Linked DNA regions of Homo sapiens: all the other regions are linked to region 1. Evidence: chromatin contacts called from ENCODE Hi-C or POLR2A ChIA-PET data. All regions are on one chromosome and are shown on one strand. The core of a region is the stretch at or near the end of the contact, and the rest is flanking DNA. Distances in the headings are between cores, read along the strand shown.

Evidence for each region. Hi-C counts contacts between places; a loop is a spot of excess contacts on that map. ChIA-PET counts read pairs that join two places held with the same protein, here RNA polymerase II (POLR2A). Pooled maps may share reads with other maps.
Region 2: a loop to region 1 is called in a map with no recorded cell type, with 4 times the contacts of the local background. The contact joins two enhancer-like sites. A Hi-C loop is called at or near these places in 3 of 37 single-sample maps with no recorded cell type and 8 of 50 pooled maps. POLR2A ChIA-PET finds 5 or more read pairs at or near these places in 4 of 52 experiments (A673, K562, activated CD4-positive, alpha-beta T cell and 1 more).
Region 3: a loop to region 1 is called in a pooled map, with 3 times the contacts of the local background. The contact joins two enhancer-like sites. A Hi-C loop is called at or near these places in 1 of 168 maps with a recorded cell type or tissue (naive thymus-derived CD4-positive, alpha-beta T cell) and 8 of 50 pooled maps. POLR2A ChIA-PET finds 5 or more read pairs at or near these places in 2 of 52 experiments (MCF 10A and activated CD4-positive, alpha-beta memory T cell).

Annotation. Positions count from the first base shown.
Region 1 is chr5:66,839,018-66,842,679 of GRCh38, reverse strand. The region is part of intron 3 of MAST4 (microtubule associated serine/threonine kinase family member 4); the gene reads right to left. Among named protein-coding and RNA genes, the nearest start is that of MAST4-AS1, 160 kb to the left of the region's middle. RefSeq lists an enhancer at 427-928 and a silencer at 1,608-1,657. Within about 2 kb of position 2,104, at least 2 of the 41 ENCODE cell types and tissues checked have a DNase peak (open chromatin) inside an H3K27ac peak, as active enhancers do.
Region 2 is chr5:67,220,146-67,223,807 of GRCh38, reverse strand. No RefSeq gene overlaps it. Among named protein-coding and RNA genes, the nearest start is that of CD180, 25 kb to the right of the region's middle. RefSeq lists an enhancer at 1,631-1,740. Within about 2 kb of position 1,952, at least 7 of the 41 ENCODE cell types and tissues checked have a DNase peak (open chromatin) inside an H3K27ac peak, as active enhancers do.
Region 3 is chr5:67,152,941-67,156,602 of GRCh38, reverse strand. It overlaps MAST4 (microtubule associated serine/threonine kinase family member 4), which reads right to left. Exons shown (of 29, transcript NM_001164664.2): 26 at 3,023-3,145. Among named protein-coding and RNA genes, the nearest start is that of CD180, 42 kb to the left of the region's middle. Within about 2 kb of position 1,927, at least 5 of the 41 ENCODE cell types and tissues checked have a DNase peak (open chromatin) inside an H3K27ac peak, as active enhancers do.

The DNA of each region.
Region 1 (3,662 bases), core at 855-3,354:
GAGAGAGTGGCACCCAGAAGTTAATATCCAGGATCTCAAAACCTATTCCTGCTGATACAGATCAAAATAATTTCAAAGCAAGTATGTTGAAGACACAGGTTTTCTATGGAACAAATTCTGGATAGGAAGCATACAATACCAGGAGCTACCAGCTAATGTGGTCAGTGAACCCACACGTGGAAATGAAACAGACAAGGCAGTGTACAACAACATTTGGCGGGGCGGGAGGGGGTAGGGGAAGGAGCCACACACAAAAATCAGGAGGTGGAAAGCCAACACATCAAAACATTTTTCCAGGCAGAAAGGTAAAAAGGTGTTTGGCAAATTTTGTCCATTTAAAACAAAAGCATTTTAGATGCCTTCTCTGCTACATTGATTAATAGAGACATGCTATACATGAGGTCCCCTGTGATTCCACACCCTACCCTATTCACCATGCCCTCTAATGCTGAATCTCTACTAATTTGCATTTTGTAATTCTGCAATCAAAAGCCTTTACTGGTTCCACATTAGCAACTCCTTGCCATTTATAAATCCCCTTATTCCAAAGAGTTACTGTTTTAAAGCCCACAGAAGCAAAAGGATTGTACAATAAACACACAAGTACTATTTGAATGACCTTATTAATATATCATGCCTTCCTAATTGCAGCACTTTTGTTCCTTCAATTCCTGCCTTCCACAGTCTTTCTTATTTCATTGTAATGTAAACAGGGATTGCTAGAAACCAAGAATTAAGTCAAAAGTACAAGGCCTTACGTATGGCTCATAATACAAACTCAAAAACTAGGCATGGAAAACTCAGCTTAAAGAAATGAGTAAATAAGAGAATGCAGGAATATATGAATTGTGAACATAATAAAGCTATTTTTATTAAGTACCCATTTGCCTCGCCAGAGCTAGCCCTGTGGTATGAATGTGTGTATCCCCCTCCCCAAAGTTCATATGTTGATGCCCTAATCCACAAAGTGATGGTATTAACATTTAGAGATGGGGCCTTTGGGAGGTAATTAGGATTAAATTCGGTTATGAAGGTGGGGCCCTCATGATGGGATTAATGCCCTTATTAAAAACAGAAAAGACATGAGATTTCTTCTCACCATATAGCAAGAAGGCAACTGTCTGCAAACCAGGAAGAGAGCCCTCCCCAGAAACCAAATCTGCTGGCACCTTGATTTTAGACTTCTGAGTCTCCAGAACTGTGGGCAACAAATGTCTGCTGTTCACACCACACAGTCTATGCCATTTTGTTAGAGCAGCCAGAACTGACTAAGACAGTTAGATATTTGCCTACCATTGGTAGAGTCATTGTAATAATCCTGTCAGGTAATTTTTAGTATCTTCATATTACAGAAAATGAATCTAAGCCTCAGAAAAGTTTTAACCTGCTCCAGAGTCACAAATGTAGAATTTGGGAAAGCCATATGATGCAAGGGAAGGAGAAGAGGAGGCTCAGCTGTCTACAAATACAACAGTAACAGCAGCCACAACTTATTAGGAACTTGTGGTGTTTTTACTTTCTGCTTCACACTGCTTTAAGTAATTTACATGCACACATCTTATTTAGTTTTACCACATTCCTGGGAGGTAAGTAATATATCTTATTGATGGCAAAATAAAGCTTAGAAGAAAACAGCATGCCCAAGAAAATAAAGCCAATAAGTGGTGGGCCAACATTCAAACAGAAATTTAATAGACTTCAGTGCTTCCAGTAGTGTGCTTCAGTGCTCTTAACCACAACATATGCTTGTCCCCCATATTAGTCATCTTTGTCATCATAAAGCTGGGTAACAACTCATTACGAAACTTAGTGGCTTATTCTCACATTTGTAGGTCTAGAGGGAGAATGTGGGTCTGTTGGTCTTGACTCCAGGCTACAGGTTCACGTAGGTCAGCTCCACAGAGGTTTGTTCTGGGACCCAGAGTAAACAGGCAGTAGCTACCCTGGGTATATTCTTCTCAAGATAGATGACCAAAGCACAAGACTTTGAACCTGCAGAAGCATATTTTAAGCCTCTGCTCATGATACATCCACTAATAGCTCATTGGCCAATGAACAGTCACATGGCTGAGCCCAGAGTCAAGAGGTGGAGGGCAGGCTCTGCCTATCATGAGGCCAAGCAAGGAATGAATGTACATGTCTATTACAGGAAGTAAAAAATTTAAGGATTGAATCTATCACACTACCCAAGTTTGATTCATAGTAACCATATTGTCTCTTAGCTTGATTGCTAAACAGAAATGGAAAATGAATCTGTGAGCTTAACAATCTATATTTGGAATATAGTTTTAAAGAAAAAATAGAGTCAAATCAATCTTGAATCAATATAATTCAATCTTTACCTTCATTCACAACGATGCTAAAATTGAGAAAACAGGTAATTAAAAAAGATAAAACAATCACTATCTCATCATGAAAAATGTTAAGATAAAAATATAAAATGAAATATTTCTAGACCTAGCTTCTAAATTTTAGCACAAAGCTAAAAAATTTTCATTTTAAAATTTCCAATTAGAAAATATTTAATGTTTTCTCTCATCATTTTGAGCTAGTTGTTACAGATTCTACGTCTGACTTCCTACCACTTTCCTGAGGAGTGCATATTCTCAACATACTAAACTACTAGGCCAAAGCTCAAAAAAAAAGTGAAGCTAGTAAAATTAAGCTTGTATTCTCATTTGTTGCCCAAGAACGCGTCAGTTTAAAAAAAAAAATTGTCAATATGATGCAATGGCTTTGTGAACACACACACACACACATGCACAAAGAAACTGGAAACAGAGTGCAAGAAAACTGATAAAAATGTACATGTCATGTGTTTTTCTTAGTTGAACACCCATCTTCAATTACAGATACTCCATTCAAATGGAACAAAAATCTTGGCTGAATTTGATGTAATCTCACTCTTTTAAATTCACTCACTGTTCAAGTAATACAGTACACCAACCTCATCATCTTCATTTAAAAATAAATTGCTTTTTCCATTACAGCCTCTAGTTTGAGATGTTTCATTCTGCCTTTCAAAAACTGTATTGGAATGAGACTTGTAGGCAAGTTGTCAAAGTTGGAAGCAATTTGGGGAAAAAAAAAACCTACACATCTTCAAAGCTGGACATATTATTTTCAAGGCCTGATACTAAACCACAGAACTACTTTGTGCACCATGTAATTTTAACCATTCCTGCAAAATAAGTGTTAAAATACACATTATGGTACAATTCTGGAAAACCATTCTAACAGAAATCTATGAGTCTGGGAGAAATTGCATTTTCTCTTTATTCACAGTCTAGTTCAATTAATTATTATAGTTGGTAACTTTACAGTCTCTCTCCAGGCTTGAGCTCTCTTTAGAAGTTTAAAACTACATATCCAACTGCTTACTGAACATCTGCACCTAGATGGCTTCCACAGGTACTTCAAACTCAAGATTCACAGAACGAACTAATTCTCTTCTCAGCATCCAAGTCACATTTATCTCTTGCTCTTGTTTCTAATCCCTAACTCCTGAAACCATAAGGTCACCTCAAGCTTCTTCCATCTCTCTTTTGCCAACCATCAACAGGTCACCATGTCCTGTTAATTCTACCTTCAGTTGCCTTTCTCCATTTCACTGTCACCACCTCGGTCCAGCAGCATCATCTACCACCTCCTCATTTCTAAAT
Region 2 (3,662 bases), core at 703-3,202, 380 kb before region 1:
TATGGGATTCAGATGACTTGCGCACCAGAAATGAGGTTTTAGGGGACCTGGTAAATAAATATCAGGTAACCAGAATTCATCAACTATTTCCTTATGACCTTCAGTAAGTGCAAGCAGCAGGAGACACATTCCAATTCAGTTTCTGAGGTGGAAGTAGACAGAAGAAAAATTGGGCTACCACACCATTTCTGTGGATTAGATCAACATGCTGATTTGGAAAGTGTGGGATTCTGATCATTAAAGGGGGTATCCAGTTGGAGTCGGCAAGGTTTTCTTACTCTCAGGGTTCACCCATGTTGGCTAGCAATATGCCAGTGATCACTAGCAGAAGGGCAATGCTTGAAAGCTGACTGCTTCAAAAAGGGGAAATAAGTAAAACCACAGAAATCGGGGCCTGAAACATTCCTTAAAAAGTTCCCTGGGAAAGTTTCCATTCTTGCGGGGACCATAGAGTGGAATCATTTCAGGGAAGACACATGCCATTCATAGGTTCTTGCACTAGATCTTGGACATCAGTAACATCACACAATCCATAGCAAACAAGGAAGCAAAACCCACAGCCTCCAGAATCACTTAAAGTAGTAATGCCATATCCTAAATCCCACAAAATGAGAGTAAATATATTGTTCACACTGATTATATAAGGCCTCCCAGTGTTCTCTAAAGAGCTCTATTGTATTCAGCCTAGAAATGTACATCCCAGCTACGGGGAGCTTTAAACATGTAATGGACAATAATTGCCTTCTTGCAGTTCACAAGAGTTTTTTGAGGTAATGATACAAATGGCCTATTTTCCTAACAAAAAAAACAAGCAAATACAAATCCCAACCTGAGACATTTGTGCTCCTGCCTGCTTATCAGAAACATTCAAACGCAGTCCTAAACACCATCTTAGCTTTTGTCATGTTTTCAGACATTTAAAAAGGGGAAGGTGCTTTAGAAACTCTCCAGCCCACCCACCATCAGTCTCCGGAGTTTACAATAAGGAAACCAAGACCCAGGGAGCTTAACCCATGGCCATAATCATCATGATGTGTCTCCTCCCTCTTCGAATGCTAATTATATGATTTTAATAAGATGTAAATATATCCAGAAAGACTGCCTCTCTCGTCAATAGGTATAAGTGACCAATGCTACTCAGTTATGATTAATAAAAAAAGTAAAATGAAAGGTAAAGTGATGTGTCATGTTCCATCATGTGAGAAATGCATTATTTTGGAGGTTGCCACAACTGTATTACAATTTGGATGTTCACATCAGACCAAAGGCAATTTGGAAACAGGAAGTGTTTTAGTGACATGAAACTTTTATGGTGATAGTCCTCGGAGCAATTCACATATCATAGACCAAGTGTTTTTGAAATTATCATTTTATAGGACTGTACTTTGCTTTTTTGTTTTTTAGAGACAGAGTCTTCTTTCTTCACCCAGGCTGGAGTGCAGTGGCACAGTCATAGCTCAAACTCCTGGGCTAGAGTGATCCTCCCCTCTCAGCCTCCTGAGTAGTTAGAGCTGCACCACCACAGCCAGCTAATTTTTTATTTTGTTAGAGATGGGGTCTCTGTATGTGGCCCAGGGGTCTCACTATGTTGCCCAGACTAGTCTCAAATTCTTGGCCTCAATAAATCCTCTTGCCTCACCCTCTGAAGGTGCTGAGATTACAAGTTTGAGTCACCCAGCCTCCAAACTGTGCTTTAAAAAAAGAGACTTTGAAAAGATTTCACTACAACAATAATAGAGACTAGAATTCCAAAATCTGATTACAGCTTCCCGTACTTCTATACTTCTAGTTTTCTTTCTTTCCCTTCCCAGCCATCCCCCACCCCCGGCCACCATCAGTCCACACGCAAGTCTGGCCCCACAGGAGCCTGCAAGGCCTGTCATTTCAGTCACGCTCACCCTGCTAGCCTCTTGAGACAATCATTCTGGTCTCTGCCTTTGCCACAGATCTGCAGCTTCCTGTCTGAGGCTTTGTGGTCCTTTCATTTACCTTGAAGAGACCTCCTTTTGCATCCTCAGCAATATTGACAGCAAACCAATTCCATTTTGAGCCCAAACCCCATCCAAATTCAGATGAAGGAGCGGGCCAGCTACTACAGCTGCCAATATATCAGAAAGGGGAACTAAACCAACAGGGAAATAAATCTGCAATATGTTGTCTGTGACTTCAGCTTTCCACATGACACTCTTCACATCGCCAGCCAAATGGCAGCCCACTCCTGGTTCTTACCAATGTGTAAAGTTAAAAGCATTCTGCACGACAAGACCTTTCTCTGTGGCAGACGCCAGCACCTTGGATGGTTCAGCGCAGACAGAATCACAGATCTTGGGAATAGATCTGGTGATCCTGGCACACTTGAGGAGCTAAGGAAATACAGACACTGCACAATGCAAGCTGCAGTCTCATTTACCAGTCACAGTTGCTCACTCTATTATCTCAATGCAATTAACTCTAATAAGTCTCCTAGGAAGTTGTCTGGTTCAGACAAAAAAAAAAAAAATCTCAAAAAAAAAAAAAATGGCCAGGCACAGTGTCTCACACCTGTAATCCCAGCACTTTGGGAAGCCAAGCTCGGTGGATCACGAGGTCCGGAGATCAAGACCATCCTGGTGATCTCCTGGTGGAACATCCTGGTGTTTCACTAAACATGGTGAAACCCCATCTGTACTAAAAATAAAAAAAAAAATAGCTGGGTGTGGTGGCGCCTGACTGTAATCCCAGCTACTTGGGAGGCTGAGGCACAAGAATCACTTGAACCCAGGAGGCAGAGGTTTCAGTAAGCCGAGATCACACCACTGCACTCCAGCCTGGCGACAGAGCGAGACTCGGTCTCAAAAAAAAGAGAGAGAGAGAGAGTGGACCAAAGAACTAAAGAAAATGTTTTGCTCTCATGGATGTGAGATTTTACAAAACAGCCATTAAATACCTTTTGAAAAAAATGTTACTGTCCATGTAACATTCTCCATATGTAGTAAATGGGAGTGCCTAACACTACAGAAAACATGTGAGGTGAAAGACAATTTCACCTAAGTGATATACTATATTCAGTGTATGTAAAACATAGGTATGCAATGTTTTAAAGAGAAAATTGGCATCTCCTTGCCATCACAAAATGGCTGTTGGACAAATAAAGAAGATCCAGTTGAGGACCACCAAATTATTGCTCTGCCCCAGAATCCCCCCGACATGTGCTGAGTCACCTTGACCGAAGCCCCATTTTATTAGCATGCCCAGCAAGGAACATTATCCCAGCTCTTCTCCTGCATCCCCTCCCTCCCTTTTTTTTTTTTTTTTTTTTTTTTTTTGAGACAGAGTTTCGCTCTATCCCCCAGACTGGAGTGCAATGGGACGATCTCAGCCCACTGCAACCTCTGCCTCCCGGGTTCAAGTGATTCTCCTGCCTCAACCTCCCTAGTAGCTGGGATTATATGTGCCCACCACGCCCAACTAATTTTCTATTTTTAGTAGAGAAGGGGTTTCGCCATGTTGGCCAGGCTGGTCTCGAACTCCTGACCTCAAGCGATCCTCCCACTTCAGTCTCCCAAAGTCTTGGGATTACAGGCATGAACCCCCACACCTGACCCTCTCCTCTCCTTCTTAAAGTTGCCCCAACCTGAGCCATTTCTGTGCTTTGCTCTTTCCTACCTCAAAGGCAGAGGTTC
Region 3 (3,662 bases), core at 678-3,177, 310 kb before region 1:
ACCCCTGACTATATACTGAATTGCCACTCATCCATCAAAGCCTTGCACAGATAACCCTCAATTCTTTGACGCCATTCCTGTCCACCCTGGAGAAAAGTCATCCCTCTTTTGGAACTTCTGCCGTGTTTATAGTCTGTTACTTAAGTTGAACACTTTGATTTTAGCCTGGTATGGCCACTGTTTCCCCCTGTGAACAGCAGACTTTAAGTTACTGGCAGCTGGAGAGTATGTACAGCACACATGTAGAGCAGTGTGCTGTGGTAGTGGAAAAAGTGCAGGCTCCGGAGCTACATCGCCTGGGTGCAAATCATCTTATACTCCTTTCCAGCAGATAAGCTTAGATTGCTTTGTTATCTTCTTCTGCTTTTGTTTTTTTCATCTGTGAAATGGGAACATTTATATTTATAGCACCCACCTCAGAAGGTAACTGTTTGGATTACATGCGTTTATTCCCGTAAAACCATTGACAAGAGTGTGGCAGGCATCAAGAGCGCTTGCCCCATTAACTATTATCCTTACGTGTCTTTTTTTTTTTTTTTTTCTTGAGACGGAATCTCACTCTGTCGCCCAGGCTGGAGTGCAGTGGCGCTATCTTGGCCCACTGCAACCTCCGCCTCCCGGGTTCAAGAAATTCTCTGTCTCAGCCTCCTGAGTAGCTGGGATTACAGGCGCCCACCACCACGCCCAGCTAATTTTTGTACTTTTAGTAGAGATGGGGTTTCGCCATCTTGGCCAGGCTGGTCTTGAACTCCTGACCTCGTGATCGCCCCACCTCGGCCTCCCAAAGTGCTGGGATTACGGGTATGAGCCACTGTGCCTGGCCCTTATGTGTCATTTTTGTTTGGCCCTTGCAGTATTTTGCACATCAGCTCTGTGCACATCAGCGGCTTGACAGATATGGGAGGATGGTAATCAAGCTATTTGATGGCCCCCATTTTAGTACACTGAAGCTCCCCAGTGTCCATGGAAAGGAAATTTCTGAAGCAGAGGCTGGTAAAGTTTTACGGCTTCTCCTATGCATTGGGGATTTAAACTAATGCTATACTTAAAAAGCAACTTGGTTGAAAAGAAAGTTTCTTAGATCACAGAAGTTAAGCCTGGCTAATTGGAACAGGTAATGGGACTGGGCCAAGTATCGTCTCCACCTGTAATGCTAGTGGGTGAAGAATGACCTCGGTCTACTTAAAAAGTTGTTTTTAGAAAGACTGATGCTGTCTAAAAGCTTTCCTCATGGCAGGAAAGCTTTGAGGTGAAGCTGAAGGAGGACACTGTCAGGGATTCATATAGCCAGTGGGGAGCTGAACTGGATAACCATCACATTTTATAATTCCATGGATCGAGGATGCTGAGTGACTTTGGACAAGTTTGCCTATGCATGGAAGATAGTGCTCCCATAGCAGGTTCACTTTGAAGTTGTGAAGGTAAACAAGACCAAATATGTGAATCTATGAAACATGGAAAATGCTTACTATATTCATAATCCAAAAGACAAACACTATACAGGTAGTCATGCAGTTCTAAACATACACCTACACCCCTGTCAGGACTTCTCCACCTTTCTCTAAGACTGCCATGACATTCCGTAAAGTCCTTTGCAAGTATAAAACACTGTGTAAACAGCATTCGAGAGTACCATAATACAGCCAACTTCCCTGCTGTTAAACCAATGAAGGCACACAGGAGCCCAGCACTGACACTAGTCACTTAATACTCTGATTTCAAGAGTCACTGGTTAAATTTGGAAGGAAGCTGCATGATTACACAGTTCACTGGGAAGATAATTAAATCCCTTGTATCCTCTTGGTTTCATGACATTGCTTACTCCTCTTGAGTGCTTCCTTTATGAACACAGGCAGGATGTTCTTTGGATTTGTGACAGAGTACACCGTGGCTTCAAAGGGTGCCAATGGCTCTCCACTCCACTGTTTAAGCAGTTTCAGTGACACACATCGACTGCATCCAGAAATGAAGGCTTTGGGTTGTGCAAGGTGCTCCGTAGCCAGATGAGGGCAAGACAATAGAAATGGGATCATCTGAGTCTGCTAAGAGACCTTGCCAGAGTCCTCTAGGGGAAATACACATTCAAATTTCATAGAAGCAGGAAGAGAAGTTTTAAAATACAGAATTCTATTAAAATACTTTACAAAATAAATCACGAAAGTGATCAATTATGTCTCAGCAAAATAAGCAAATGTATACTTCTCAATATATACATTTCAGTGTATTATTTCTTATTCTAATGTTGTGAACAGACATATGATACTATCTAGAGATATGCTGTCGCAGGAGCTGTTCTGCATAAAATACAACGCTGCTATAAAGAATGAAAAAGACAAATCAAATAACTGAACAGAACTATCTGAGAGCTATCTGAGAGGATCAGTGTGTGTCCTTTCTCTCTCTCCATTTACAGTCATGCTTCCTGTGACCTTCTTACTCCATAGGCTATATTCTGCTTACATTTTAAGTAGAAATTGATCCCTGTTTAAGTTAATTTGTATGGTGGGGAGGGAGGCCTAATAATTGCTAGAACTTCTTCTTTCAGTACCACTTATTTTTTATAATTTATAGTACATGTGTATATATTTACAATTTTATCTTTCAAAGGAACTCTAATTCTCAGACTAAACCTTCAGATCAAACCTCACAGTTTAATACAATTTTGTCTTCTAGTATACTAGAATGAAACCTGTTAGAAGTTCCTGAAGGAAGTCACCTTCAGGATAGGTGACTCTCCAAATAGATGTCACTGTGTAAGGTATATAAACAAAGAGAATTCTTACTACTTACAATTTAGAATGAGAAGCAAAATTAAATTAGGGAATGAGTATGCAGATATAAGGACATTATTTCATGACATAAAACCAGAGAATTCATAATATCTTTGTCTTTAAACTTGAGACTAATGAATACTTTCTCAGTAATCAGACATGGGTGTGACACAGGGAAATCAATCTCCTGGTACTAGCCCCTTTGGGCTGCCTGTCTCATCAGCATGGCCCTGACATAAAACATACAATACCTTCAGTAGGAGTTCTATAACTTCTGTGTGGACAAGTCCATGCACTGGTTCTCCATTGATGTGAGTGATAAGATCTCCAGCCTTCAGTCCTGCCTGGCATGCCGGACTTCCTTCTTCTACATTCTAAAGTCCAAGAGGAGAGGATATTTGTAGGCAAACAAATGACTACTCTAACACCTACTGTGTCTTCTGGGAGAATAATGAGTTAATTAGCAAATGTCCTAAGCCTCTAATAGAAAATCTAACAGGTACGTTTACTATTCCTATTCTATCATTATTCTAAAATAGGAAACTTTCTATGGTACTTAGAAATTTTCAGGTGATTCAGACTGAAAGTACCAGAGCCACAAAGAAAAAAAAATGAATGACCAAAACATTTCAGGTGATTTGAGAAGGTCATTTTTAAAAAGAAGGCTAGGAAAAAATGATAAAATAAAAGAAGGATGGAAATAGGATTGCCTTTGACTATGTCTACCAGCTTGGTATGTAAGAAAGAACAATCGAATATGAAAACTGGACAGAATTATGAGATATTCGTTTTTGCTAAATTCAATTCCACCATACACATACAGGGATGGAGCTCTAAAAGGAAAATGAAACAGGTCGCAAATGCAAGCTTAAAAGTAAATATATTTGCTAT